Linked DNA regions of Mus musculus: region 1 is linked to region 2. The links are chromatin loops, found by intact Hi-C in ENCODE. Cell type or tissue: left cerebral cortex. All regions are shown on one strand. Each heading gives the region's core, and the rest is flanking DNA. Links, peaks and the distances in the headings are about the cores only. Region 1 overlaps Farp1 (FERM, RhoGEF (Arhgef) and pleckstrin domain protein 1 (chondrocyte-derived)). Region 2 holds the start of Farp1 (FERM, RhoGEF (Arhgef) and pleckstrin domain protein 1 (chondrocyte-derived)).

What was found. Hi-C counts contacts between places; a loop is a spot of excess contacts. Peaks named below come from ENCODE experiments on the same cell type or tissue, not always from the same donor. Only the 100,000 strongest peaks of a DNase experiment are listed, where the experiment ranks them.
Region 1: a loop joins it to region 2, with 2.1 times the contacts of the local background. A loop is called at or near these places in 4 of 42 quality-filtered maps.

The regions. Positions count from the first base shown.
Region 1 is chr14:121,188,343-121,191,241 of GRCm38, forward strand. The region is part of intron 2 of Farp1 (FERM, RhoGEF (Arhgef) and pleckstrin domain protein 1 (chondrocyte-derived)); the gene reads left to right. Among named protein-coding and RNA genes, the nearest start is that of B930095G15Rik, 59 kb to the right of the region's middle. In left cerebral cortex, for the core only: a CTCF peak has its summit at 1,702 (motif pointing left); no DNase peak of the experiment used is centred there.
Region 2 is chr14:121,034,103-121,037,001 of GRCm38, forward strand. Farp1 (FERM, RhoGEF (Arhgef) and pleckstrin domain protein 1 (chondrocyte-derived)) reads left to right here and starts at 1,472. Exons shown (of 27, transcript NM_134082.3): 1 at 1,472-1,823. In left cerebral cortex, for the core only: CTCF peaks have their summits at 1,369 and 2,142; DNase peaks (open chromatin) are centred at 330, 607, 1,283, 1,828 and 1 more place; H3K4me3 peaks cover 2,500 bases; H3K27ac peaks cover 2,500 bases.

The DNA of each region.
Region 1 (2,899 bases), core at 219-2,718, 150 kb after region 2:
CCTTCTTTTAAATTGTTTCTCTTGGTATTTATTACAGTGTTGAAAACCTTACCAACACATTAACATTAATTATTATTATTATACTTTTAAAGGAAATTACAAAAATAGGTCTCCAAACAAAAAACATATATCTAATTAATCCGTCTATTTTCTACAAGAATAACTAAAATTTTGCATACTGTTTGTAGCGAATTTTGCTTAGTCACTACAGGAAAAGTCCCTTCCAGAATTCACAGCCACCTAATTCAGTCTTCCTGTTGAGTATCAACAATCAATTTTTTCAAAGCCCATATAAAGAAATCAACGTCAGAGCACTTAAAACACTTGAACCAAAATAGAATTTAGCCATCTTTATAACTAATATACATCCTGAGTTTCTGCTCAGCTGAGCTATGGTCTCAAGGGAGTACACATAAGTTGGGTTTTCTGCTTGGTTTATACTTAGATGCGCTGGGAAAATGTTCTTTTGACATCAGACTTAAGAGTTTCAGCTCTCTCTCTCTCTCCCTCTCTCTCTCTCTCTCTCTCTCTCTCTCTCTCTCTCTCTCTCTCTCTCTCTCTCTCTCTCTCTCTCTCTCTCGGTTTTACTCTATATGTATAGGTGTTTGGCCTGCATCTATATCTCTGCACCAGGTGCATGCAGTGTCTCTGGAGGCCAGAAAAGGGCCTTGAATCCCCTGGAACTAGAGTTACAGGAAATTATCAGCCATCATGTGGATGCTGGAGTTGAACTGGGGTTCTCTGCAAGGGCAGCCAGCGCTTGTCACCACTGAGCCAGCCTTTCTCCTAGTTCTGTTTGATAGCTCAATCTTATACAATGCCCACTGCAAAACTGGTTTCACGGTGCCAGGTGACTCTTGCTTTGCTTTGTCTTTTAATTTGTGGCTAAGACGGGAGACAGAGAATCAGCTGAAGTGACTTAGTGCTGATCTTTCATGAAGGCACTCCCATTTTTTGTGAGGCAGGCAACCTTGGAGCCCTGCAGTCAGTCTGTGGGATTTGGCAGTAGGAGCAAACAAGATAGGGTCCTTGCTGCCCCTCTTCTCCCCTCTGCCACTCACATGACTGTTAACTGTGTAGTGGGTACCCCTGGCATTAAAGTCTTCACATGAATTGTGACTGTCTGTAGGCTCTTACCACACCTCATCTGATAATTGGTCAACTGTTAGGTAACAGTATCCTTGCATAGTCTTCGCCCCTCCCATACACAAGTCTTTAGACTTAAAAAAAAAAAGGTACACTATTTGGAGAGGAAAATGTACTTACTGGGGTAAATTCCGCTGTCAGCTGTGTTGACCACCCGGTGTCCCTCGGAGACCACCTTTCTCTTGTCACATTCTTCCCCCACCCTCTTGTTAACTTGGATCACTAAAGACCCTGGACGCTTCAGGAGTTGGGTTTCTGGCATTTCGATGCTGGGGGTATTTCAGTGAGGTGTTTGACGTGGGCTGTCCAGTGACGTTATACAGGCCCATTGGCTTACATTAGCTGCCTTGTAACTCTTTTGTTTGTTTGTTTGTTTGTTTGTTCGTTCGTTTGTTTGTTTGTTTGTTTGTTTGTTTTTGAGACAGGGTTCCTCTGTATAGCCCTGACTGTCCTGGAACTCACTTTGTAGACAAGGCTGGCCTCGAACTCAGAAATCCGCCTGCCTCTGCCTCCCCGAGTGCTGGAATTAAAGGTGTGCGCCACCTGGTGGGCACTGGGGCCTTGCTTTATTGACTCCTCCATGACTCTCTTTCCTGAGGCAAAAATAAACAAGCCAAACTCTCCTCAGCCAACTAGATAGAGAATGGGAAGTGGGTACTGTGAAAACCCGTACAGATATTCGCTGGGAGCAGGTGAGCCTTAGGAAGCTATCCCTGCAGGACCGCAGTTAACGTTCCAGGAAGATCTGTGGAAATGAACTATGAAGAGTATAATTTCTGCACCTGATGACCAAATCGAAGAACCTTTTGCTTCTACATTTCAACATCGTCTCCCTATGATCCTTGAAAGCAGTGCTTCTAGAAGCATCTGGTCATTCACACGGTAGTGTTCAGTCTGTCTTCATGGCTCCCAGGTCCCTGGTTTGATTAATAAAATCACCAGAGTGAGGCTCTCTGTCACTGACCTCTTTTTCATATGCTGTTTATGGTACTAGGTTGTCTATCCAAGAAGGTCACTAATGTCACCTTCTCCTGCCTGAGTCATCAGCGTGCGGCGTCAGCTCGGCCAGGCCGACCACGTTAGGTGTACAAACGTAAGCAGCACTGGGCCAGTTGGTTTTGTTTGTTTTTTGGGTGAGTCAAGGGTGACTTGAGAGTGGGGTTAAAAATAGGCAAGCTCTGTATCGCTCAGCCATTATGTTCAGCAAATCAGAATCTGGCTTCCTTTTGGTTTGGCTTGTTGGCGCTTTTGCATTGAATACATGACTGGGTGGCTGCATGTGACTGTGCAGAGGAGCACCTATGTGCAGGGTAGAGCAGGACCTCGTTACTGCTCTCTGCTTTAGTTCCTTAAGATAGGGTCTGTCGTTGAACCAAAGCTCACTGCTCCGGCTAAGCAGGCTGGTTAGTAAGCCCTTGAAATCTGCCGTTCTCTGCCCTACAGTGCCAGGGTTACAGGAATGTATGGCCTTGAGTGGCTTTTAATGTAGGTGCCCAGGATTCAAATTCAGGTCTTTACCCACTGAGCATCTTCCCAGCCCCAGGATCTGCTTTCTTAATCCATTATTATACACTATTTTTCAAAGGCATTAGTAAACTAGGGAGGCACATACAAGTCCAGAACTCTGAAGATTGCCCCGTAGTATTTATCTTAACATATACATATAGCGTGTCCTGTTTGGTCTTTGGAGCTGCTGTACAGAGGTATTTGTGGCCGAGGATTTGGTAAAATGGGACATGGGTAAAAGTTCTGT
Region 2 (2,899 bases), core at 216-2,715:
GCGGTTCTTAAGGTGTGATAATTGCTTGAATTTGCTTTCCTTTACTGGGCCTGGTGGTTCAGACCGAAATCCTAATGCTTAAGAGGTAGAGGCACGAGGACCAGTCTGGGCTACATGAGGAGACTTTCTGGGGAGGAGTGGGAGAGGAATTTAAAATCGAGTGCTGCTGCTCTTGGTGGCAGTTTGACCACTACACTTAAGAAAATTACTGGCTGAAAATAGCTCACCCATACTTGTAAAGCCACACACAGTTTGGCCACAGAGCTAGCTTCCAACCCACCCATGATTCTCTCTAGCAAATCGCCCAAGGCCTGTCTGGTTCCCCAGAGGCCAGAGGGATTTTGCAGCATGCAAGAAACAGCCCCAACCCTCCGCAGACTGCTTTTGACTCCCATGACTTACAGGTGCCCCTCTCTGATAATCAAGCTTTCATGTCTTCAGCCTCCCTCCCTAGCCACAGAGACAATTTCACTTGGTTAAGTTCAGTTGTAGCTCCGTTGTAGTTGCGACTGAGGTCAGTGAACTCCTCCAGGGTGGAAAATGACCGGAATCTGAGCCAAATTGGCTCTAGGGGCGGGTCCACACTAGCCTCTGGATCCGGCAGAACAAGGCTTTCCTGTGTTCCATACGGTCAGTGGCCCAAGATCTTTCCCAGACAGAGACAGGGAAGAAGGACGAAGGAAAAATGGCACCTAGTGGGTGGGGATAGTGATTGAAAGTCACCTAGTATCGTGGGCCTTCTGATCATGAATCTTCCGACTATATCACCAAGTTCTGGGGGAAAAAAAAACGGAATCAAATAACTGCAAGTCATTCTAAATCTCGCCACACTAAGCAGGGCATTCTGCTGTCCCTGGTCGGAGAGAGGTGGGGTTGGGCACTGTCCTGGGATTCGCTCAGGTGGTGGGCACTGAGCCCGAGCAGCATCAGAGGTGGCACCTGTGTCTCTGGCATTGAATACCGCGCCGCTTAGGGTGGTGCCGGAAGCCTGCGCTAGTGGCCTGGAAGGGGTGGGGGGCGGAATTCGTGGGTCTTTGTAAAACGCTTTCCACGTGATGTCGTAGTTCTCTGTCAGGCTTCCAAAGGCGACCTGCGGAGTCAGTGCCACGAATCTCCCTCCGGGCCTCCGCATCCCGCTGGACACCAGCGACTAGCGCTCGCGTCTCCGCGGTGGCGCTTCTTCCCGCTCTTGGCTTGGTGGTGCAGCTCAGACACCAGCTCTTGCCACACGCCCAAGTAAGGCACAGCTCCAGGGTGGCGTGGCCCTGCCCACGGTCCACCTTTCTGCGCACCTGCCTCCGGGGCGGGGCGGAGCGGGGCGGGGCCGCTGTGCGGGCGCAGGTCACGGCTCGGACGCTGGAGGGGGCTGTGGCTCTCCGCCGTCCCCAGGCTGTGCCCAGGCTCCCCCTGCCGAGGGCTCGGCCCAGGCCCTGGGAGGGGCAGTGGTGGCCCTCATTTCCCGCTCAACAGCCTCGGAGGCGGCTGGTCCCGGCGCGGGCGCAGCGGCTGCGGGGAGCGGGGAGCCCGGAGAAGGTGCGGGGCGGGGACGCGGCCACCGCCCGCTCTGCGCCGCTCCTCCCCACGCGAGTGGCGCTCGGGCCGGGCGTCGAGGCGGCCGCGGCGACCCGGAGCTCGCTCCCCACCCACCCCGCCTGCTCCGCCCTCCCCTCCGCCCCGCGCCACCTTTGATGGCTCGGACCTCGGCCGGCCGCCGCCTGCCTAGCTCGCGCGCCCGCCGCCCGCGGGGACCCCTCGCTCGCCGCCGCCGCGCCCTCGCCAGCCTTGCAGCCCGCAGCCCGCAGCCCGGACCCGGAGCCACCGAGGTAGGAGGCGTGCGGCGAACAATGACCGCGGCGGGAGGGCGGCCGCCTGGGTGGACCGGGCCGCGGCGGCAACTTGTGCGAGTCCCCGCGCTCGCGGCCCTGGGCGCCGGCCGAGCTGGCTGCGGAGTCCACGGGAACGGTCCTTTTTGTAGCCGGCGGCCGCAGGCCCCGCAACAATAGCAGAAGCCACGGTTCCTCGGGCACCGGTGGAGCTCACCTCCGCGGACCTGGGCTGCGGGGCTCTGAGCTCGTGGGTTCTCCCCAGCTTGGCTTCCTCTCCTTGGGCGCCCCTCCCCCGCTTCCTCCCATCCCACCCTGCCGGGTGACAGCGCCCCCGACGCCTCTTCCGGACCTCAGGCTGCAATCTCGGCTCTGGAGGTCCGTCTCCCGGCAGCACGGGTGCCGCCGTGCCGCCGGGTCACTGCATCTCGCCCACGGGCGGCGAGAACCTCCCGGTGGGTGACAAAGAGGAACACGCCCTCTTAAGTTAGATCTTGTTTCTCTTTACTCTCTGCCTTATGGAGGGGGAAGTTTCCCCCTCCCTTTTTAAAGCACAGGATATATATTATTATTTTTGTGTGGGGGGACGGGGAGTTCAGAACTTCTGATTGTGATTTTTTACGATTTAAGTTCGGAAAACTTTAGCCTTGTGATCCATCCGGACCCCGGTGAGTCTTAGACCTAGGGGTCGTGGAGGAGTACCAGATTCCTTGTTGGGACCCGGAAACCACGGCTGGCAGGGATTTTCTAGAGTCCCCCTAGAAAATAGGGAGGTAGGGCTCACAAAGGAACGAGGTTTGAGACGTGCTGGTGAAGATGTGGGAGCGAATAACTGCCTCTCATCTGGAACAGTTTACCAGGCTCAGCTTCTCCTCCCCTCCCCGGCTCCGGCTCCGGAGTTCAGTGGCCTCCGGCTGTTTCATTTATTTTTGTTTCAGCCTTCCTCCGTGCTAGTTTACCGCGTTTGACAACCTTAAACCTGGCCCCTGCCCATGGTTTACCCTCCAGACTTCCAATCCCTCCCTTAGTAGGCAGCGTTTTCTGACCATAACCTCGACCCAACGATGGGCCATGTT